3 separate regions of the Homo sapiens genome follow, and regions 2 and 3 are each linked to region 1. Evidence: chromatin loops called from intact Hi-C (ENCODE). Cell type or tissue: OCI-LY7. All regions are shown on one strand. Region 1 holds the start of ALKBH2 (alkB homolog 2, alpha-ketoglutarate dependent dioxygenase). Region 2 overlaps SVOP (SV2 related protein). Region 3 overlaps SVOP (SV2 related protein).

The links. Peaks named below come from ENCODE experiments on the same cell type or tissue, not always from the same donor. Only the 100,000 strongest peaks of a DNase experiment are listed, where the experiment ranks them.
Region 2: it touches region 1 in a loop (6-fold over the local background); 44 of 110 quality-filtered maps call a loop at or near these places.
Region 3: a loop joins it to region 1, with 4 times the contacts of the local background. A loop is called at or near these places in 43 of 110 quality-filtered maps.

What each region holds. Positions count from the first base shown.
Region 1 is chr12:109,089,281-109,097,280 of GRCh38, forward strand. ALKBH2 (alkB homolog 2, alpha-ketoglutarate dependent dioxygenase) reads right to left here and starts at 4,192. Exons shown (of 4, transcript NM_001145374.2): 1 at 3,967-4,192; 2 at 3,227-3,657; 3 at 729-927. The coding sequence starts at 3,506. In OCI-LY7, CTCF peaks have their summits at 4,336 (motif pointing left) and 6,640; DNase peaks (open chromatin) are centred at 3,401 and 4,231; H3K4me3 peaks cover 5,036 bases; H3K27ac peaks cover 4,762 bases.
Region 2 is chr12:108,947,885-108,955,884 of GRCh38, forward strand. All of the region lies in intron 6 of SVOP (SV2 related protein), which reads right to left. Among named protein-coding and RNA genes, the nearest start is that of SVOP, 69 kb to the right of the region's middle. In OCI-LY7, a CTCF peak has its summit at 3,447 (motif pointing left); a DNase peak (open chromatin) is centred at 3,417.
Region 3 is chr12:108,964,211-108,972,210 of GRCh38, forward strand. All of the region lies in intron 5 of SVOP (SV2 related protein), which reads right to left. Among named protein-coding and RNA genes, the nearest start is that of SVOP, 53 kb to the right of the region's middle. In OCI-LY7, CTCF peaks have their summits at 3,787 and 3,999; a DNase peak (open chromatin) is centred at 3,791.

The DNA.
Region 1 (8,000 bases):
CATTTAGTTATCAGCTCAAACGCACTGCCTCAGCCCTCCTCTAACCACCCCATCTGAAGTGACCTTCCCTTAAACCCACCCAGGGTTCTCCACCAGGGTGATTCTGCCCCAGGGGACAGGTATTGGGGGGTGGGGGACACTACTTGCAATCTAGTGGATGGAGGCCAGGGATCTGCTCAACATCCTGCAAGGCACAGGTCAGCCCCAACAACAACGAATGACTGGGCCCAAAATGTCTGCAGTGCTGCCGTTGAGAAACCTTGCCCTAATCGCAAACCTCTCAGCCATTCTCAGTCAAATCGGCCTGTTTAATTTTTTGCAAGATGGTTATCACTGTCTGAAATCGTCTAGGGTCAGGCATAGTCGTTCACGCCTGTAATCCCAGCACTTTGGGAGGCTGAGGTGGGAGGATCGCTTGAGCCTAGCAGTTTGAGACCAAGCCTGGGCAACATAGAAAAACCCTGTCTCAAAAAAAAAAAAGAAAGAAAAAGAGAAGAAGAAATTATCTCATTCAGCTGTTTGTTCAGGAGTTAATCACCTCTCACTTCCTACTCCGGGATGAGCTCCAGGATCCAGGAAGACCGAGTGCTGGCGCTATTCCACTCTTAGAGCCCCAGTGTACTAAGAAATGATTTGTACCAATGAACCAAATAGGGTGGAACCCTAAACACTTCCTTTTGGAGGAGACAGAAGACTTGTAACATTGAGTCCACTAAACAGGGTGTCACCTGTTGATGAGCACAAAGTTGAAGGTCTGTCCAGTCACCCCAGAGACGTGATCCCGGATGCGCTCTAGAACTGGGATCCAGGGCTTTGGAGACAGCGTGAGGCCTGAAAATGTGTAGGTCAGCCCAGCGTCGCCATACGTTGCCTGCTTCCTGGGCACACTGTGCCACTTCCCGAATACCTGGACTCTGGCCAGTGCTCCTGTGCAGAGGAAACATGGCAGTTCCTTTCTACCTGACCCCCATCTAGAAATCCAGATGCCCCCCCCAACCCGCACTGCCATCACCAGAAATCCAGTGCCCCACATACATGCTCCCTGGGTATTCAAGATTGAAAGGGAAGTAAGGAATAACATTTCCCCGTCATTCCATGCAATTTAAACCCCTCTTCAATCATCATTTTGGCTTGCCCCAAATTTTCTTTTTGTTTTGTTTTCTTTGAGACAGGGTCTCCCTGTGTCACCCAGGCTGGAGTACAGTAGCACAATCTCAGCGCACTTCAACCTCCACCTCCCGTGCTCCAGCAATCCTCCCGCATCAGCCTCCTGAATAGCTGGGACCACAGGGGCGTGCCACCATGCCTGGCTAACTTTTTTGTAAGCTCACTGCAACCTCCACCTCCAGGGCTCCAGCAGCCCTCCTGCCTCAGCCTCCTGAGTAGCTGGGACCACAGGGGCATGCCACCATGCCCGGCTAACTTTTTTTGTATTTTTTTGTAAGACACAGGGTTTTATCATGTTGCCTAGACTGGTCTTGAACTCCTGGGCTCAAGTGGTCCGCCCACCTCAGTCTCCCAAAGTCTGGGATTATAGGTGTGCACCACTGCACCAAGCCAACTGCCCCAAATGTTCATGTAAGAACAGTGACTCTTGTTCTACAAGGAGAGAAACATGGTCCTGGGCCATTTTTTTAGTGAACACTGTAACTTAACTGCCTTAACTACAGTAAGGGCAGAATAAAGAGGCTGAAATTGGAACACGATAAAGTTAGTTTACAGGCTAGGATAGCTTGTCAACTGTAGGGACTAAGGGCATGTGACCCCATGAAAGATGGGGCTCACACTGCTGGGGTCTCTTGTGGGCATTTCTTTTTTTAAAGAGATGGTGAGCCAGGCGCGCTGGCTCATGCTTGCAATCCCAGCACTTTGGGAGGCCAAGGCGAGGATCACTCAAGGCCAGGAGTTCAATTAACAGCCTGGGTAACACAGTGAGACCTACAGATAATTTAAAAATTATCCAGGCTTGGTGGTGTACATCTGTGGTCCCAGTTACTTAGGATGCTGAGGTGGGAGAATCACTTGAGCCCAGGCGGACGAGGCTGCAGTGAGCCAAGATCGTGCCCCTGCCCTCCAGCCTAGGTGACAGAGCGAGACCCTGTCTCAAAGCATAAAAGAATAAAGTGACGAGGGGGTCTCACTATGTTGCCCAGGCTGGACTTGAACTCCTGGCCTCAAGTGATCCTCCTGCCTCAGCCTCCAGAGTAGCTGGGATTACAGGTGTGTACCACCGTGCCTGGCCTGTGGGCTTTCGTTTTTTGTTTTGTTTTGTTTTGAGACACAGTCTCACTCTGTTGCCCAGGCTGGAGTGCAGTGGTGCGATCTCGGCTCACTGCAACCTCTGCCTCCCGGTTTCAAGTGATTGTCCTGCCTCAGCCTCTCAAGTAGCTGGGACTACAGGCATGCACCACTACGCACAGCTCATTTTTTGTTGTTGTTGTTGTATTTTAGTAGAGATAGGGTTTCACCATATTGGCCAAGCTGGTCTCGAACTCCTGACCTCAAGTGATTCGCCCGTCTCGGGCTCCCAAAGTGCTGGGATTACAGGCGCGAGCCACCACGCCTAGCTTCCTGTGGGCTTTTCTATGCCTCTCTGCCAGATCCTTGTGTCCTCATTACAGGATAGAGGTGTGGTTCTCAACATGTGCTCCCCAGACCAGCAGCACCTGGACTCTCCTTAGAAACTAAACTAAACCACAGGGGTAGGGTCCAGCAATCCAAGTCCTGCCAACAGCAAGTCCACCAGGTGATGCTGAGAACCACTGGTGTGGAGAAATTACCTGGTTATTTGCCATCTCTCCTATGAGACCAGTGATTCTCAAACCCTGACTGCCCATGAGAATCACCTGGAAGCTTTTTAAACAAACAAGTGGTCAGCCTGCACTCGGAGCGATTCTGATTGAAGTGCTCTGCAGTAGAACCCAGCACGTTTTTTTACTTTGTTTTGTAAACTTTCCCAGAAGATACTCATCAGTAGCCAAGGAGAGATTCACTCGAGTCATCTGTCAGCTCCTAGTAGACAGGCAATCCAGTTTCTTTCAAGTTTATGTCCCAAGCACCTAAGGGGCTTAGCCCAGAGGTGCTCAGAGAATATTGGATGAATCCATTAGTGAACCCATCAGTAAATAATGGATCCTGAGTTCAGATTTCTCCAAACATACGATCATTAATTGCACCAAACAAGCCCTCAATGCACACACACACACACACACACCCCTCTGCTTACCTGTAAAATATTCTACTTCTTTCTCCAACTCTTGGAAAATCTCATCTGCCTCAGCTTTGCCAAACAGGACTGTGTAACTGCAGTCCAGGCCCTCAGCCCGAATGTGCCGCCAGCTAGGGCCTGCTGAGTGGCCTCCATTCCCTGGGGCCTCTCTCCTGGGCCTCTTCCTTGTGCTTTCTTTGTCTCCTCCCAACACAGCTGGCTCTTCTCCAGTTGGCTCTTGCTCCTCCTGCTTCCTCAAAAGGCCCCCTTGAGCCCCTTTCACCAGGAATCTGTCCATCCTGTCCCCACAGGAAAGAAGGGACGTCAGTGGCGAGGCCAAGACAGAAATTGCTCAAGTTCTATCCCCAGTGCAAAAATCTGTTTGTCCAAGGGGTCTCACAGCAACATTCCTAGTTTCACATTTTCATTTTAAAGTTTAAAACCATGTCCTAGAAAGGAAACAGAAGATGTTAAAGCCGGAAGGGACCCTAGGGACAATCTGATCCAGGGTCTCCCACGTCCACCTGTGCATCAGAATCAGCTGGCTAGCTTGCAAAAACCCAGAGGTCTGCACTCCACGCCTGAGCACCTGAATTTTTAAAGAACTACCTCCTGGGAATTCGCACGCCACAGCTAAACTTAGAAACTACAATCCAAACCCTCATTTTGCAGAAGGGGAAACTGTTGCCCACAGAGGCGAAGAGGTTTGCCCAAAGTCAACTGTCCACCCCTTTAAGGAGGAAGGACCCATAACTGACCTCGCTGCCCCCCACCAGTGTTAAAATAGATCAGTCTAGTGATGCTCAAGTGGATACGATTCAGAAGCGAGACGCAAAGAGGTTAAACACGGGTAAACCGCACGCAAAATTCTGATATCACTGCAACACGTCCGTGGGGTGGGGGTGGCAAGAGTGCTCTAGCATCGCAGCTCCGGCGCAGATCGGAATCCCGCAGTCACCCTGGTGGCCTCGTGGTGGGAAAGACGCGCCCCAGCGAATCGGTCGCGTCACTTCCGGAGCACGCTGGGAACTACGGCAGGCTAGGGCGCAAAGAGAGCAGCCGGGCGGCCCCCTGGTGCCACCTGCTGGCCTCCCGTGTGTGGCAAGCACTGCCGCTTTCCCGTTGATCACCTGTTGGGCCACTGTCGAGAATCACGGCTGGGGTGAGAACTGTGGCTTGGCGTCACTTCTCAGTGAGGGTTACTTTGGTGTCCGGAAAGGGCGTTGGGCCACCAGTATATTGTCACGAGTGGGAGCAGGAGTTCTGCAGTCGGATATCGTGGATTCTGTTTCTGTCTCCTCCGCCCTGGCTGTGTGGCCTCCCACAGGTCACTTAACCTCTCTGGGGTTAAGTTGCCTCATCTGTGAAGTGCGGACTACAGCACCTATGTCATGAGAGCGCCTGAGGAGATGACAGGATGCATGAGAAATGCTCTGTCCTCTAAATAAATGTTGGTTCCATTATTGCTCGTTTTTCTTTGTTTTCTTGTTTTTTGATGTTGTTCTTGTTTGTTTTGTTTTTTTGAGACAGGATCTCACTCTGTTGCCCAAGCTGGAATGCAATGGCATGATCATAGCTCACTGCAGCCTTGAACTCCTGGGTTAGAGCGATCCTCCCGTCTCAGCCTCTGGAGTAGCTGGGACTACAGGCACATCCCACCCCACCCTAAATAATTTTTTTATTATTTTTAGTAGAGATAGGGCCTTGCTATGTTGCCCAGGCTGGTCTCAAGCTCCTGGGCTCAAGTGATCCTCCCACCTGGGCCTCCCAAATTGTTGGGATTACAGGCGTGAGCCACCACGACCGGCTCCTAATTTTTATTTACTCTGTCTCCCCTCAATGGAACGAAAGCTCCATGAGATCAGAGGCTTTGTTTTGACAGATTTCAACAAATGTACAATATTGTATGATCACCACCACAATCAAGATCTAAGACAGTTCCGTCCCTCCATAAAACTGCTCCAGCCTCTTAATCAACTTCGCCCATCACCCAGCATCAGCAACCACTGATCTGTCTTCTCTCCCTATAGTTTTGCCTTTTCCAGAATTTCATATACAGGGAATTGCCGTGGTTTGAATATCTGTTCCTCCAAAATCCGCGTTGAAATTTAATCCTCAGTGTGGCAGTATTGAGAGGTGGGGCCTTGAAGAGGTGATTGGGACATGAGAGCTCTGTCATAATGTCCTCATAAATGAATTAATAGATTAATGGGCTCAGGGGTTAATGGGTTAATGGGTTACCGTGGGAGTGGGACTGGTGGCTTTATAAAAGGAAGAAGAGAGACCTGAGCTAGCACACTCAGGCCCCTCGCGATGTGATGCCCTACACGGCTTCAGGACTCAACAGAGTCCCCACCAGCAAGAGGGTTTTCACCAGATGCAGCCCCTCAACCTCGGACCTCTCAGCCTCTATGAGAAATGCCTTTGTGGGACTTCTTTCACTTAAGCATATTGCTTTTAAGATTCATTTATGCGCCCCCCCACCTCCCCGCTTTTTTTTGTGAGACAAGGTCTGGCTCTACTGCCTAAGCTGGAGTGCAGTTGCATGATCTCGGCTCACTGCAACCTCCACTTCCCAGGCTCCACTCCCACCTCAGCCTCCCAAGTAGCTGGGACTACAGGCATGCACCACTACACCCGGCTAATTTTTGTATTTTTTGTAGAGATGGGTTTTTGCCATGTTGCCCAGGCTGGTCTCCATAGTCTTCAGCTGGTGAGCTGAAGAAATCCGCCTGCCTTGGCCTCCCAAAGTGCTGGAATTGCAGTCATGAGCCGCTGTGCCCAGTCGTATATGCACATTTGTATTACTTATTTGTTCCTTTTTATTACTGGTATAGAAGGGATGCCCCACAGGAGTAGGCCCCACATAGGGTTGTTTCTCTGATTTTAGGTTACTATGAGTAAAATCACTATAAACATTCACATACAAGCTTTGTGAATATAGTTTTTCATTTCCCTTGGGTAAATAATGCCTAGGTGTGGGAGTGCTGGGTCATAGTGGCTCTAAGGGCAAATGATTTTCAGCTTTGAGCCTCTCTCCCTTAGACTTCAGCTTCTTGTCCTAGGCACTGGGACACACCAGCAACAAGAAGCAGCAAGTTCCTTTCTTCACTCAGGTTACATTTCGGGGATGGAGACAGAAACACACAAGGAAAGAATAAATAATATGCTGTCTCTAAAGAAATTGTGTAAAAAGAAAAAATAAATAAGATGCTTTTGTATAGTATAGCAGTTATAGAGCAATGGGCTAGAAAGTGGGGCAGGAGGAGAAGTCCTTTTCAGGGAAAGATCCTGAGCTGAGACCTGAGGCTTTCCAGGCAAGGGGACGGTGAATGCAAGGGTGTGCAGGCCACAGGGGGACAAGCTGGGTGTGTCCAGCAATTGTGCTGGGAGCTGGACTCAGTAGTGGGGGCTTCCATCAGAGAGGAGGCAGCACTGAGACCTGGGTAGGAAGCTGGGGTTTATTCTAAGCCTTTTTGAAAACCAAAGAAGGGTTTTAACCTAAGGATTGTCTTTTTTTTCTTTTTCTTTTTTTTGTTTGTAGACAGGGTCTTGCTCTGTCACCCAGGCTGGAGTGCAGTGGCACAATCTCAGCTCACTGCAACCTCCGCCTCCCGGGTTCAAGTGATTCTCCTGCCTCAGCCTCCTGAGTAGCTGGGATTGCAAATGCATGCCACCACGCCTGGCTAATTTTTGTATTTTTAGTAGAGACGGGGTTTCACCATGTTTGCCAGGCTGGTCTCGAACTCCTGTGCTCAAGCGATACGCCCCTCCTTGGCCTCCCAAAGTGTTGGGATTACAGGCGTGAGCCACCGAGCTGGGCCAGGCCCCAGGTATTGTCATGATGTAAAAATCTCTCTCTAGAAAAGAGAACACCAGCTTCCCAGCTGGTCTTCTGTAGCTAGGAGATGCAAGAGCAGCAGTTGAATTTGAGGTTTGCTTTGGAGAAAGAACCAAAAGCAGATATGGATGGTTTGGATGTGAGGGAGGGAAAGAGAATCCTAAGTGTATTAGTAGTGGTGGGAGGAGGTTCGGTACAGTGGTGTCATTTGGAAGACAAATCGTTGGTGTTTAACCTCTATGACCCGAAAGTCTCCCACAAGCCTGATACATTAGGCAAAATGTTTGACTGCACTAAGCCTTAGTTTATCGTCATAAAATAGGCCATGAAAATTGCGTGAGAAAATGTATATAACAGTTCAACAAATAATATTGGCTGGGTGTGGTGGCTCATGCCTGTAATCCCAGCACTTTGGGAGGCCAAGGTGGGCAGATCGCCTGAGGTCAGGAGTTCGAGACCAGACTGGCCAACATGGTGAGATCCCCCATCTCTACTAAAAAAATACAAAACACACTTGGGCAAACATGGTGAAACCCCATTTCTACTAAAAATAGAAAAATTAGCCAGGCGTGGTGGCGCGCGCCTATAATCCTAGCTGAGGCACGAGAATCGCTTGAATCCGGGAGGCGGAGGTTGCAGTGGGCTGAGATCACACCACTGCATTCCAGCCTGGGCGACAGAGCAAGACTCTGTCTCAAAAACAAAATACACACACAAAATATAATAGTATTTGTTTGTTTGTTTGTTTTTGAGATGCCTCGGATTACAGTGCGGGGATTACAGACGTGAGCCATCAAGCCCGGACAATATTATTATATTGTTCATTGCACTCCCACAACACCCCTAAGGGGCAGGAACTTTTCTTCCCAGCCCCCTCCCCCCGACCCCACCGAGAGACAGGGTCTCGCTCTGTCGCCCAGGCCTGGAGTGCATTGGCGCGATCAAAGCTCA
Region 2 (8,000 bases), 140 kb before region 1:
TGTGAAGGCAGATGGTGCTGGGGACACATTTAGATCTCCTAGGATCCCTTTACTAGGTCTGTGTGCCCACCTTGCACTTCTGCTAATGGCTCATACCTGCAACCTTCTCTTAGGGATACTCTTGAGCAACTGAAGCTGCATCACCCCAGAGGTACCTAGGAGTTATGCCCATCTCCCCAGGGCAGGCTGCAGACTGGCATGTACGTGTATAAAAGGCCCATCCCCTGGCATTGGGGGAGGGGTGGGGGTCAGATCCTGTGGAGCAATGAACACTCCCTTAGCTCCCTGTGTGCTCAGGTGAGTCCAGAAGAAACCACATCCTTGTGAACTTCTTCCCTGTATCTTTCTCTTAGCATCTTTCACTCTTACAGCTTCCTCCCAAGAGCACTCTCAATAAATCACTTATAGAGGAATCTCTGCCCCCAGTTCTGTCTGCTTCTATGCAACCCAATCAATGGGTTTCCTTACAGAGCATTTCACTTTTCAAAAGGGGGCCTCAGCAATACCACTGAGATTTAGACAAAGTTCTATCATCAGTAAAAGTCCTACCACCATTTTCATATCTACATCTATCAACAACAGAGAAGTTGTTACTTGACCAGGATTGCACAGCTAGTAAGTTAGTAAGCAGAAGAGCCAACATTTTAAACTAGGTTTGTCTATATCATGCAGCCCATGAATCACTTCCCTGTTGGGACAGTTTCACAGTTATAAACAACACTTCCTTAAACATCTTTAGGCTGAAGTCTTTGTCTTCACATTGTTTCCTTAGGACAGATCCCCCTAAGTAGAATTTGAGTCAGAGGGTATGCCTGTTTTTATGATTTGAGATATATATATACTACCAAAGTGGTTCTCCAAAAAGTTGTTCCAATTTATATTCCTTTCAGTACCTCACTCAACAAAAACCATGGGGAATTTCATAACTAAACCCTGATAATAGAAACCAAGATTATAGTGGTTGCTAAAGATTGCAACAATTATCATGGATGACTTTTATATTTTATTCTGTTTTCCGAATGGTATGCTTATATTATTTTTAAAAATCAATAATAATACCATGTTTACCTTTCCTTTACCAAATCGAAGTCAAACTACTAATCATGCAAAAATGTGCAGCAGGATATTCTAAGGGCAAAGCTATTTCTGTCCTTAGAGATCGAGGATTTGTTTTTATAACAAACCTATAACGTATATCATGAAGTCTTTTCATTCTGTTTTTTTGTTTAGTTATAGAGTATTATATGAATGCAATCTCATTGTAAAATAATTTAGCAATACATAAGCATGCAGAGTATATGATGATTCTTCCTCTCCCTATGACCCCAACTCCCATTCCTCTCCCCCAAAGCCATAACTACTAATCAGAGTTTGCTTTGCAATCTTTCAGCTTTTTTTTTGCCCACACAGAGTCTCACTCTCTCATCCAGGCTGGAGTGCAGTGGTGCGATCTCAGGCTCACTGCAACCTCTGCCTCCCAGGTTCAAGTGATTCTCCTGCCTCAGCCCAAGTAGCTGGGATTACAGGTGCATGCCACAATGCCCAGCTAATTTTTTTGTATTTTTAATAGAGATGGGGTTTCGCCATGTTGGCCAGGCTGGTCTCGAACTCCTGACCTCAAGTGATCCACCCACCTCAGCCTCCCAAAGTGCTGGGATTACAGGCATGAGCTACTGTGCCTGGCCTGCAATCTTTCAGCCTCTTTTCTATGAAAAAAATAAATACATAAATTTAACTAACATGCTATTTCTTTCTTTTTCCCTTCTCTTTCCTTCCCTCTCTCCTACCTTTTCCTCCCTCCCTTACTTCTTTCCTTCTTTTTTTTTTTCTTAACATACACAGCACACTGTCAGCGTTCCACCCAAACATCCCCATTCTTAGCATGTCCACGCATGCCAGTCCACCTTCTAACTGCCAGTACCTGTGACCCTTTCCAGAGAACTTTCTCTGGTCAGTAAAGCTTGGCTGGCCAGCCTTTGTGGCAGGCCAGAAGTGCCGAAGAATTTAAACTTCCCGGGAGTAGCCCTCACTGGACAGTTCCCTCATCCTTGAAGTGGGACCATTTGGAGGACCTGCGGCTGAGTCTCCCAGAGGAAACTTCTTGCTCTTAAATTTCTGTGTTAGGTTCCGCTTCAGTAAGACAATATGGAAATCTTTTCATGTTAATAGAGGTAGATCTACAGCTTTATTTATTTTTGAGACAGGGTTTTGTTCTGTCACCCAGGCTGGAGTGTAATGGTGCAATCATAGCTCACTGCAGCCTTGAGCTCCTGGGCTCAAAGATTCTCCTGCCTCAGGCTCCCAAGTAGCTGGGATGACAGGCATGCACCAACATGCCCAGCTAATTTTTCTTTTTCTTTCTTTTTTTTTTTTTTGTAGACATGGAGTCTCACTATTTTGTCCAGGCTGGTCTCACACTCCTGGGCTCAAGCAATCCTCCTGCATTTGCCTCCCAAAGTGCTGGAACTACAGGCATGAGCCACCATGCCTGGCCAAGAATTACTCTTTTTTTCTTTTGAGACAGCGTCTCATTCTGTCACCCAGGCTGGAGTGCAGTGGCACGATAATGGCTTACTGCAGCCTTGACCTCCTGGGGTAGATGATCCTCCCACCTCAGCGTCCTGAGTAGCTGGGACTACAGGTGTGCACCACCACACTTGGCTAATTTTTGTATTTTTTGTAGAGACAAGGTTTCACCATGTTGCCCAGGCTGGTCTTGAATGCCTGAGTCAAGCGATCCACCTGCTTCAGCTTCCTTCTGAAGTGCTGGGATTGCAGGCATGAGCCACCATGCCCAGCTGAGCATTATTCTTAGCAGCTGCATAGTCTTCCTCACCTCGGTAGTATCATCATTTATTTAACTGCCCCCTAATTATGAATGCTTAGGTTGTGTTCAATTTCTTGCTTTTGCCACCTGTGCCACAAGAAACATCTTTTCCTATAATTGTTGTGCCCCATATTTGGCCATTATTTACAGCAGTTCATTATGAAAGCAAGCTACTTGATCTTTATCCAAAGTATGGCAATTATTATAATCAGACTGAAAAATAAAAGAATGAGCAATGAAATTAGCAATGCCAAGAATCAGCTGATTCTGGCATAAATAAATTCCCACTGCAAATAATCACATTTACAGCACTGGGCAATTAGAGGCTTGCCATTTGGATCACGTGTTTGGAAAGCAAGAACCTGTGATCTCAGCCTGGCATTTTTGCCTGGTCTTTGGAGGAACGAGGACAGGCTTTGTGTATAAGCTCATTGTAGACACCAATTTGAAGATCATTCTGAGGCAGGTTTCAAGGTAGAACAGCTGGGCAGCTACCTGAGGTACTGTCTTTAAGAGCAGCTAAAACACAAGTAGGGCGTGGGTTACCTTACTCCAGGTTTCCCACCGCAGCCGCTTACATAAATGGTGTTTGGCTGCGGTGCATGGCGCCCTCTACTGGAGGTAAAAAACACATGGGCCCAGTGCCAACCTGTATTGATGTTTTCGTGGAGAGACACGGGGCAATAACAGGTGATTATCATTTGTTATTTGTTGGTGCTTATTTGCATTTCCTAAATTTGGTAAAACAAAAGTATATTGTCTCTAATGACAAAAATAAAATTGTATTTAATTCCCTTGCTTGAATTAAAGTCTATTCCTTCTTGATGTCCCTCCGTAGAGAGAAAGTGTAATTAATCTGGGATTCTACATGTGATTCCTCTTATCTGCCTTAAAGGGTCTAGAAAACTGTTAAGAACCACCAGCCTACACTCCAGAGTCATTCTCCAAGTCAGTACCAGAAACGCCGTGGATATAAATGATTTAACAGGACCTTCTGACTATATATGCCTGAAACCCCTTTGAAATTGTTGTTCAACATGGTAAGGGCTTTGGCACCAGACACACCTGGATTTGAACCCAGTTGCAACTGGTTTGCCAAAGTTGCTCCAATATTTTCCGTCCCGGTATCTATGCACCTTTGCAGTATGACTGCAGCACATCCCATCAAGAGTTCATTTTCCCCTCCTGGGGATCTGTGTGGCCTTGTGACTTGCTTTGACCACCAGAATGTAGCAGAAATGATGTTATGCTAGTTCCAAGTATAGGCCTCAAGAAGGTTTGTGGCTTCTTCTTGCTGCCTTTGACCCCTGTTCAGATGCCATGGGACCAGGTGCCTGGGTGCCCCATGATTCAGTGGACTGAAGACACATGAGCAAGTCCCATGGAGTCTAGAGGAGCCACCAAACTGCCTCACTGCAGAATCATGAGTTGAATTAATCATTGTTTTAAACCATGAATGCAAAGGTGGTTTGTTACAAAGTAGAAGCAAACCCTACATTCCACTTTTTTTTCTTTTCTCTTTTTTTTTTTTTTTTTTTTTTGAGTCAGAGTCTCACTCTGTTCCCCAGGCTGGAGTGTAGTGGTACGATCTTGGCTCACCGCAACCTCTAACCCCCAGGTTCAAGTGATTCTCCTGCCTCAGCCTCCCAAGTAGCTAGGATTACAGGTGTGCACCACCACGCCTGGCTAATTTTTATATTTTTTAGTAGAGATGGGGTTTTGCCATGTTGTACAGGCTGGTCTCAAACTCCTGGCCTCAAGTGATCCACCTGCCTCAGCCTCCCAAAGTGCTGGAATTACAGGCATAAGCAACTGTGCCCAGGCCCCCTACACTACACTTAATAACTATCTGGCCAGGCACGGTGGCTCACACCTGTAATCCCAACACTTTGGGAGGCCAAGATGGGAGGATCACTTGAGTTCAAGAACAGCCTGGGTAACACAGTGAGACCGCCCACCCTGTGCCCTGCAGCCCATCTCAACAAAAAATTTTAAAAATTAGCTGGGCGTGGTGGCACACATCTGTACTCCTAGCTACTCCAGAGGCTGTGGTGGGAGGATCCCTTGAGACTGGAAGTTTGAGGCTGCAGGGAGGTATGATCGTGTTGCTGTACTCCAGCCTTGGCAACAGAGCGAAATCCGGTTTCAAAAATAATAATAATAACTATCTGACCTCCAGCAAGTCCCTTGTGAGTTCTAAGCCTCAGTTTTCACATCTGTCATACGGGGATAAAACAGTTGTTCAATGGACCAAGTAAGTTAGTCTGAGCAGAACATTTAGCAAAGTGCCCAGCACTTGGTAAGCTCCATTATTATATCTACTTTGGGGAAAGAAAGAAAAGAATGAGGAAGGGAGGAGAGAAGGAGGGTTGTAGAAAAGCACAGATCAGCGTAGAGGAATGGGCTCCTTAATGATCTAATTGACTTTTTTTTTTTTTTTTCTTTTTTTTTTTTGAGACAGAGTTTCACTCTTGTTGGCCAGGCTGGAGTGCAATGGCATGAACTCGGCTCACTGCAACCTCCACCTCCTGGGTTCAAGCGATTCTCCTGCCTCAGCCTCCCAAGTAGCTGGGATTACAGGCATGTGCCACCACGCCCAACTAATTTTGTATTTATAGTAGAGGCAGGGTTTCTCCATGTTGGTCAGGCTGGTCTCAAACTCCCGACCTCGGGTGATCTGCCCGCCTCAGCCTCCCAAAGTGCTTGGATTACAGGCGTGATCACCACGCCCGGCCCTAATTGACATTTATACTTAAAATTCAGAGTACATTACAAGGACTTCTGGTTGTTGAGCTTTTAAGAATTATACAGCAAAATCTTTTTCATCTGGTTTTATGAGTTGCTGCAATAGGATAAAGCTATTGTAAATTAATGGAAACTTTTAATTGCATTTAATCACATCAAAATATCTCCAACTAAATGTTTCTAAATAATGAACTTAAGGGAGCCATTTTTATAACTAGATAGGAACATTGTATAATTTAAGACATTATTTTTATGTAAGTGGATAGAGTTACAGTGGTGGGAAGCCAGTGGCTCTCTTGGGTGGCTAAATATTTCTTCTGCAATTTTGTTTCTAGTTTTTATTTGCCCTCCTCACAGATAAAACAGATATTTAGGCTGGGCGTGGTGGCTGATGCCTGTAATCCCAGCACTTTGGGAGGCTGAGGCAGGCGAATCGCTTGAGGTCAGGAGTTCGAGACCAGCCTGGTCAACATGGTGAAACCCCGTCTCTATTAAAAATACAAAAATTAGCCGGGTGTGGTGGCTTGCTCCCATAATCCCAGCTACTCGGGAAGCTGAGGTGGGAGGATCGCTTGAACCCAGGAGGTGGAGGTTGCAGTGAGCCGAGATATCACACCACTGCACTCCAGCCTGGGTGACAGAGTAAGAATCTGTCTCAAAAAAAAAAAAAAAAAAAAAAGCTATTTAGTGGAGTAGTTCAGATAATAGGTTTGGAGGGTCAAGTGATGTTTAGACATCAGCTCTGCCATTTACTAGCTATGTGACCTTGGGCATGCTACTTAGTTTCTACAAAGCTCCAGCTTTTGTACCTGTAAAATGGAGATGATCATAATATCTACATCCTAAGATGAGCGTTAAAGTGGTAATACACGTAAAGCACAAGGCTCAGTGTCTGGAATGTAATGATAGCTCAATAAACACATGGAAGGGCTACAGTAGTGTTCAATACATGAATAACTAAATGGGGAAGAAGTAGGGAGCAGGCAGGCAAGCTGGGGACCCTTAAGATAAGCATGAGATAAGGGGGAAAGGCCCTCCTAGCTCCTCTATGTCCTTTATTTTATTCCCCTGGTGTCCTGTGCCATAATCCCAGAACCCCATGGGAAGAATCTCTCGTCCTCTTTGTAGTCCCGCCCCTTTGCTGTTTTGGGGTGTGATTTTCTCTGTTCCAGCTACTCCACCCTTGCAATCGCATCTGCTTATAGGCTTCCGGAGGCTTCTCAAAATTCTGATCCACTGATGGCACCATTTTCTTGCTCTCCAGTACTCTTAAGTATTTATTCTATTTCTTAGCTGGGCGCCATGATGCATGCCTGTAATCCCAGCACTTTGGAAGGCCAAGGTAGGCAGATCGCTTGAGGCCAGGTATTCAAGACCAGCCCAGGCAATACAGTTAGACCCCGATCTCTACCAAAAAATAGAAAAAATTAGCTGAGCATGGTGGTGTGTGCCTGGAAGGCTGAGGCAGAAGGATCACTTGAGCCTGGGAGTTCGAGGCTGCAGTGAGCCATGATTTTGCCACTGTACTCCAGCCTGGGTAACAGAGCGAGACCCTGTCTCTCACAAAAAGAAAAGATTTATTCTATTTCTTACTACTTCTATGTCATTTCCAGGAAATGTGGAAGAAGAAGAAATAGAAAATGTCACTTCTCATTCTACCATCTTGAACAAGAATTTCTGTGGACATTCTGAATATTTAAATCCTTTATCTTTCCTTATATGAGAAGAAAATCCAGTGACTGTTTGAAGTCTATTTCTACAGGCATCTCTCTGAGCATCCCTGGTAAGGGAATTTGATTTGCTCTTCTGTGAGTACATTCCTTCCAGCCACGAGGGGAAAACGGTATCGTCCTCAATGAACTCATCATATTCATGAATAGGGCAGTAGTTGTGTCTGCAGGAATTCCTGGAGCTGGGCCAGAAGTGGAGCACATTGTCCACAAGTCCCTGCCAGCCCAGATTTATGGCTGCGGCTCCATTAATAGCCTTTCCTTCAAGCTCCAGTGGTTTGTAAGCTCATCCCAGATCCAGAAGTGTATGTCAAATGCCTACTCTACAGAGCCCTGGAGGAATTAATCATGAATCAAGGAGGGAAGGACTGAGGAGAGCTGAGAGCCACTCACCATCCTTCCAGCCTCCCAAGTGGCAGGAGGAGGCTGGGAGTTTGCTCATGTGTCAAATCCATGTGGTCATATCTCCCCTGTCCCTGTTCTATCTACAGTGATACCTTGAGTCATTCATCCGTCATCCATCATACATCACAATGACGCTTGAGCTTCTTGCCAAAGCCTTCAGCAGATCAAATGCTTGTTAATAAATCTTGAGTGCTCTGCCAGGCACTGTCCTGGGCATTTTACAGAATGTTGTCATTTAATGACTATTTTAAGGGACCCCATGAGGTGGGGATGTTGTTGTTCCATTTTAGAGA
Region 3 (8,000 bases), 130 kb before region 1:
AGAAAGAAAGAAGAAAGATATTAAGTACATAAGATAATAGGTGGCACAGGATTTACTAAAGTCTAGGAAGTGATGATAATAATAAAGCAACATTTTTGCACTCCTAAATCCATGACTGTAACATCGGTACTGGCCATACAGACATTTAATCCCTTTCTTTTGGCTTAAGCTAACTTAATAGGGACTTTCTTCCTTGGAATCCAAGGAGTCTTGAATCAAACAGAAGACTTAATTGGCATCAGCGGGAGAAAAGAAGGCACCGAGACAAGTGCATGGGAGTTAACCCTCCTTCAAGGTCTGCTGGGAGCCGTATTATCTGTCCTGTTTGATCACAACAGGTTGCAGCTGGCTCTGCATTTGTCTGTTGATGCCAGGGCTTTCCAGCTGCCCCAAAATGAGGGCTCAGCAACCCTGTGTAAGGCCTGTCATGGATATTACAAAAGCAGGGGGTACTGCCAGCAAGCCCCACCCAATAGCTTGTTTGGGACTCCGCAGACATGTCTCACGGGCCTTTGGGCTTTTCATTAACTATGACTGTCATTCCGTCTAATATCTGTTCTGCCCTCTATAGATTGATAGCTCCTTCCTTCCTTCTTTCCTCCTTCCCTCTCTCCCTTCTTTTTACATTTATTGAGCATCCCCTTTATATAAGGCTCCAGGGTAGATGCATAGACATTATGCATTCATTAATTTGCTCATTCAATAAGCATGTATTGAGCACCTGCTGTATACCAGACACTGACATATTTTCTTCACCCATTCATTCATTTATTCAATAAACACATGTTGAACACATGCTGTGTAGCCAGCATTAAAGATACTGATATATATTATTCATCCATTCATGCATAAAATATGCATATATTGAACACCTGCTGTTTGCTAGGCCCTGGGCTACCGTAAGGAACATGACAGCCAGAGTCTCTGACTTCATGGAACTTTCATTTGCATTTCATTAACCACTGTCACAACATTACACTGGGTCCTCACAGCAGCCCTGTGAACAAAGGTTGTTATTTTCATGTCTACTTTACAAATTAGCATAGCAAGGGCCCAAGTAGTTGAGCAATTTGCTGAAGATCCGTAAGTGGTGCCAAAGTTGGAGCCAGAACTTCCAACCTTGAATGAGCCACTCCCTTCCTCTAGAGCCTTTGATGGCTCCCTGTGACCTCTGACAGAAAACATAAATGCACAATGCACATGTAACACAGCAAGGATGGGGGCCTGGTGGAATTACAGGGAACTTTCCCTGTCGTGTCAGCCTCTGTTCAACTCTAGCCAAAAGATACCATGACAAAATGTGGGTTCCAGGCCTCCAGATTACCTGATTTTCCAAAAAACACATAACTTTATTTTTATGCAAGATGTCATTTTTGAAATGGAGGCAACTGATTCAAAATCCTATAAAACATTGTGCAGGATAAATAAAACACATCGGGGGCCATATTTGGCCTATGGGTTACCAGTTTGCAACTTGTAGCCTAGAAAGCCTGGTGCTCGTGGGCCAAATGTGGCCTGTGGTATTCTCTAACACGTTCAACCGAAGGACAGTATTTACAGGTCGAGGAGGCCCAAGGATCATCAGAGGGAGTCCGAGCGCCTGCCAGGCACCTTCACTTCCTTCTTAAAGATAAGATAGACCTAATAGCTTTTGAACTAGATAGTGACCGCTCCATACCATATTCTAAGTGTATTATACACTTTTTCCCTCTCTCCCTTCCTTCCTTCCTTCTTTCCTTCTTTCCTCCCTCCCTCCATTCCCTCCCCCCACTTCCCTCCCTCCCTTCCTTCCTTTCCTTTCCTTCTTTAGAGATGACATCTTGCTCTGTCACCCAGGCTGGAGTGCAGTGGCTCAGTCACAGCTCACTGCATCCTTGAATTCCTGGGCTCAAGCGATCCTCTCACTTCAGCCCCCAAGTAGCCTGGACCACAGTCACATGCCATCATGCCTGGCTACATTTTCTTATTTAATCCCCCCATTAAAGTGCCTATTATGGAGTCTATTTTGCAGATGGGGAAACTGAAGCTCAGAGAGGTGAAGCATCTTGCCCAAGCTCACCTCAGTCAACAGGGGTGCACTGTGATATAAACCTGGATGCGTTTATCTCCATGTCTTCAAGACCACACACCTACAGTTTCCTTCACGTTTCCATGGCTGCCACAAACTCCCAGGTGGTAGAAACTTCTGTAGGAACCAAAGTGGCTCACTGAGTCCTAACCCCGTATGTGAATGCCCCACAATATCATGCGGTGAACGCCCCGGCAGGAATCTTATAGCTGGGCCAGGGCAGATCAAGGAGGTTCTCGGTGGTTGCCAAGGCTTGCCAGCTGCCTGGCTTGCACAGTGTTCCTGGGGGAATTTTGGGGAAGCTTTATAATTAGAGTCTGATCTGTCCTTCCTGAGGTTGGGCCAGAATTCCATGCTGGGGAGGAGGAAGCTCTGCAATCTGGGGACACTTTCTCTTTCCCTCTGGTCAGGCCGGTTTCATGTTGGGTATGGAATTTATCAAGCTGTTTGGAAGAACTGGCGGGACACCATATGGGCAGCCTTCCTGGGCTTCATCTATTTGGGATGAATGAATGTTCAACTAATCAACTAAATTCTGAGGGATAATTCAGTTATGTCTCCCAGCGGCCAAGGTCAGGGTTAAGGATGTGGACCCTGGAGCCAGGTGTGCCTGTATTTCAATGCTGGCATTGCCATTTACGGACACCACAAGCTTGGCAGTGGTATAATAATAGACATTTATGTCATTTTCTCTGTGCCAAGAGTTTTATGTACAAGGGCCATTTACTCCTCATAACAGCACCATGGGAGAGACTATTATTATCCCACCTACAGATGAGAAAACTGAGACACAGAGAAGTTGAATAGCTTGTCTTTAATTAGAGGAGCTGGGATTTGAACCCAAGCAGTCTGGCCTCAAAACCCATGCTTTTCACAATGACACTGCATTATTTCACTTGTCCAAATGAGCTTCTTAGGTAAATATTGAAATGAGGGCTGAGGCCAGGCATGGTGGCTCACACCTATAATCCCAGCACTTTGGGAGGCCGATGTGGGCAGATCACGAGGTCAGGAGATCGAGACCATCCTGGCTAACACGGTGAAACCCCGTCTCTACTAAAATTATAAAAATTAGCCTGGCCTGGTGGCACGTGCCTGTAGTCCCAGCTACTTGGGAGGCTGAAGCAGGAGAATCGCTTGAACCTGGGAGGCAGAGCTTGCAGTGAGCCAAGATCTCACCACTGCACTCCAGCCTGGGTGACAAAGCGCGACTTTGTCTCAATTAAAAAAAAAGGAAAAAAAGAAAGAAAGAAAGAAATGAGGGCTGAGCAGGCCCAGGAGATGAAGAAAGAACATGAAGAGCGGATGCCACATCACTGCAACTTGGCGATATTGTTTGCACATGTTTTCTAGAGCCTGGTTTCTCAACCTCAGCACCGCCAACATCTTGGACTGGGTCATTCTTTGTGGTGGGGGCTGTCCCATGCACTGTGGGCTATGAAGCAGAATCCTTGGCCCCTATGCACTGGATGCCAGTAGCACACCCCTCCCCCAACGTGTGACAATCAAAAATGTCTCTAGACATTGCCAAGTGCCCCTAGCCCTGAACTGAGAACTACTATTTTGGAAGGTGCCAAAATATGGTTACAACCTTCAAGATTCAGTAAATGGCATTTCTGAAAACCCCTCTGTAAATCTCTTTAAAATCTCCTCTGAGGCCCTTCACAAACATGAAGATGTCTATATGGGAACGCCAAGTGAATTACTGCCCCTAGTGGCAGAGTAAATATACTCTTCCAAGGGAAGTTGGGATCCTACATGAATGACCATTGTGCATTGTGGACTTTCCAGGTCAACAAAGAACACTCATCAGGCAGTTGCTGCTCTGGAGAGGATAAGGCAGTTGCTGCTCTAGAGAGGATAAGAAAGTAGCAGAGAGTGGAAACAAGGAGGTCTGGTTCTCATCCACCACAGCTCAGTCACTCAAGAAGTATTTATTGAGTGTGCACTCTCAACCAGGGAGGTCAGGCTCTGGGGCCAACTCAGTGAACAAAACAAATGCAGCCCCTTTCCTCACGGAGTTTACTAAATTCCCTCCACACTCTTCAGTCTTGTGCCTGTGGCAGACAACACTAGTCAATCACAGCACTATCCCACTGAGCCTTCTGACTCCTCAAATCCATGTTTCTGGCATCCTCTAATAAATGATTAGAACAGACACAGAGACAAAACCCACCTGCCCTTTCATTTTGGGGATTCAATGAATGGTAGCTATGAATATCTGTGTTTTCTAATTCAGCCTCCTCTGATATAAATAAGGAAATTTCAGCCCTAGATGGGGAGTGGCTTGCTTTAGCCATGCAGTGTCAGATTCAAGCCCAAAGTTAAGGTATTTTTACTCATTTTCTGTTATATTCCTCACTGCCTTATGATTCAGCAATTGGATAGCAGAATTTGGGGTTCAGCAAATTTCCTCATTATGGATTCCTGAAGTGTGTGTGTGTGTGTGTGTGCATGTTTGTCTTTTGTGTGTGTGTGTGTGTGTGTGTTTGTGCATGTTTGTCTCAGGAACAAATAAATGAATTTTTTTTTCCAGACAGAGTCTCGCTCTGTTGCCCAGGCTGGAGTGTAGTGGCATGATCTCGGCTCACTGCAGCCTCCCCATCCTGGGTTCAAGCAATTCTCCTGCCTCAGCCTCCTGAGTACCTGGCACTACAGGTGCATGCCACTGGGCCTGGCTAAGTTTTGTAGTTTTTGTAGAGATGGGGTTTCGCCATGTTGCCTAGGCTGGTCTCTAACTCCTGAGCTCAGGTGATCTGTCCTCCCAAAGTGCTGGGATTACAGGCATGAGCCACCACTCCTGGCCTCCTTTGATTATTTTAAAGGCTTAAAGATTAACATTGGATTCAGCCTCAGACAGCCACAGCTTTACAGTTCTTTTAACGGCTGCTCAGCTCCATCAAAACAAAAATGACTCTGTTTTATTTTCAGAGGTGTTTTTTCTTCTCTCCTTCCTTCCCTCCTCCTTCCCTCCCTCCTTTCTTCCTTTTTTCTTCCTTCTCCCCCTTCCTCACTCTCTCTCCCTACCTCCTTCCTTTCTTCCTCCCCCCTCCCTTCCTACCTCGCTCTCTTTCTCCTTTCTTCTTTCCCCCTTTCCTTTTCTTTCTTTTTTTTTTTTCTGAGACAAATTTTCACTCTTGTTGCCCAGGCTGGAGTGCAATGGCACGATCTCGGCTCCTGAGTAGCTTACAGGCATGCGCCACCATGCCTGGCTAATTTTGTATTTTCAGTAGAGATGGGGTTTCACCATGTTGGTCAGGCTGGTCTCGAACTTCTGACCTCAGGTCATCCTCCCACCTCGGCCTCCCAAAGTGCTGGGATTACAGGCATGAGCCACCGCGTTCATGCCCTCTTTAGTTCCTTCCTTTTTTTCTTCCTTCCCTCCCTCTGTCCCTTCTCCCTCCCTCCCTTCTTCTTTACTTCCCTCCTCCTTTTTTTTCCTTCCTTCCTTCCTTCCTCTCTCCTGTCCTTAAACTCTTGTTCATTCTTCCAAACAGAAAATCACCATGCCATCACTCATATGCTCCAGAAACAGGAAGTGGGTGGGAGAGCAGATGGGGGCAGAATCTAAGGAGCTGCCACTGAAGACCAGAGTAATTCCTTCTTGGGTTAACAGGGGGGTAATAACCAGCTTTTACTTCCTTTGGGAGCCCCAGAGAGGCCTTTCCAACTGCCATCTCCAGCCCCATCACCGGCCAAGACCCCGAGGCCCATCATGGCTGCATTTAGTTTCCAGCCTGCTGCCTCTGGAGTTACATTCTTGGCAATTATATTGATCACCATTTCTTGGCAGTTATATTGATCACCATCTTCCAGGTGTCTGCTGGCCCAAGTTTCCTGCGCAATAGCAGTGAGAGGGGATGCAGCTGGAGTCTGCATCCTCTATGGCATTGCTGGAACGTTCATTCATTCATTGAGCCATCACCTGCTTCTGGAGCACCTACTGATTCAAGCCACAGGCATCATAGTGAAGACAGAGCTCTAGACTTAGAATGAGCAAGACCTGATTCTGTGATGAGCAAACCATGTGGTCCTGGGTAAGTTGCCCACTCTCCGTGCCTCAGTTTCCTCTTCTATCAAGTTAGAGTGATAATAGCACCTACTTCAATGGTTATTAAGGGGATTGGATGAGCTAACGCATGAACCATACTTTGCATCATGCCTGCTATACAACGCGCTATTTTATTTTCAGCCCATGATTTGCTAGTTGTAGTGGAGATTGCCTGTTACCTACCCAGCATCCAGATCTCACTTCTTCCTTCCTAACAGAATTCTAGGTTTGTTGAGGTAGCCCATTCCCAGCTCCAGTAGTAGGTTATTCTTAGTCTAAGCCAATCGTTTTCAAAGTATGGTCCCAAGCATTGACATTGCATGGGGTCTTGTCAGAAATGCTACACTCGGAATTTCAGTTTACATGTGTCCTGTGCCTAGCATGTGCCTGGCATTGTACAAAGAGATTCACACAGTGGCTCACATCTGTAATCCCAGCACTTTGGGAGGCTGAGGTGGGAGGACTGCTTGAGGCCAGGAGTTTGAGACCAGCCTGGGCAACATAGTGAGACCCTGTCTGTCTACAAAAAATAAAAAAACAATTAGCTGGGCATGGTGGCACAAGTCTTGTCCCAGCTACTTGGGAGGCTCAGGTGGGAGGATTGCTTGAGCCCAGAAGGTCAAGGCTGCAGTTAGCTATGATTGCACCTTTGCACTCCAGCCTGGGCAACAGAGCAAGACCTTGTCTCAAAAAAACAAAAGAAACAGTGATTTACACCTCAATTAACCCTAATTCATCTCTATTAACCCTCCAATACAGGTTCTGTTATTTTCTTCTTTATACGTATTAGGAAATTGATAATCAAAGAGGTCAATTTGGCTGAGCACAGTGGCTCATGCCTGTAATCTCAGCACTTTGGGAGGCCATGGCCGGTGGATCACTTGAGGTCAGGAGTTTGAGACCAGCCTGGCCAACATGGTGAAACCCTGTCTGTACTAAAAATACAAAAATTAGCCAGGCTTGGTGGCAGGTGCCTGTAATCCCAGCTACTTGGGTGGCTGAGGCAGGAGAATCACTTGAACCCAGGAGGCCGAGGTTGCAGTGAGCCAAGATCGTGCGATTGCACTCCAGCCTGGGCGACAGAGCAAGACTCCGTCTCAAAAAAAAAAAAAAAAAAAAATGTCAGTTTGCTTGCCCAAGATCACACAGCCAGTAGTGGCAAAATTGACACTGAACCTGGGTCCACCTGATTTCAAGGCCCTGAGCTGTAAGTTCCCTCTTCCTTCTTGTTTGCAAATCCATTTCATATCATGTCTGAGCTCTCCCAAAAGCTGGCTCTAAGATAAGGATCCTAGTAAAGATAGTTTATTTGAGCAGTGATTCCAGTAGGGGAGTGGAGAAGTGAGACAGGGAAGGGAAGGAAGGTAATTCAGGGTGTCTTCATGAACAGGCTCCCACAGCAGACACTGGAGCTCAGTCCTGCTGGGATTGAGAAATGGCTTTCTGGGTGCAGTGGCTCATGTCTGTAATCCCAGCGCTGTGGGAAGGCCAAGGCAGGAGGATCGCTTGAGGCCAGGAATTTGAGACCAGCCTGGGCAATATGGTGAAATCCCATTTCTACAAAAAATACAAAAATGAGCTGGGTGTATTGGCGCATGCTTGTAGTCCCAGCTGCTTGGAGGGCTAAGGTGGGAGGATTGCTTGAGCCTGGGAGGTTGAGGCTACTGTGAGCTGAGACTGTGCCACTGCACTCCAGGAAGACCCTGTCTCAAACAAAAAGAAAAACAAAAAACCCAAAATTTGAGAAATGGCTCTCTTTAGGGCAAGAGAATCAATGGCTTTATCTAGTATCCCTTGACTGCCCCAGCCAGGGGTAATGAGGAAATGGTTCTGGTCCAGGGGATATGAATAGGCATTGATTGTCTAGATTCTGAAATGTAT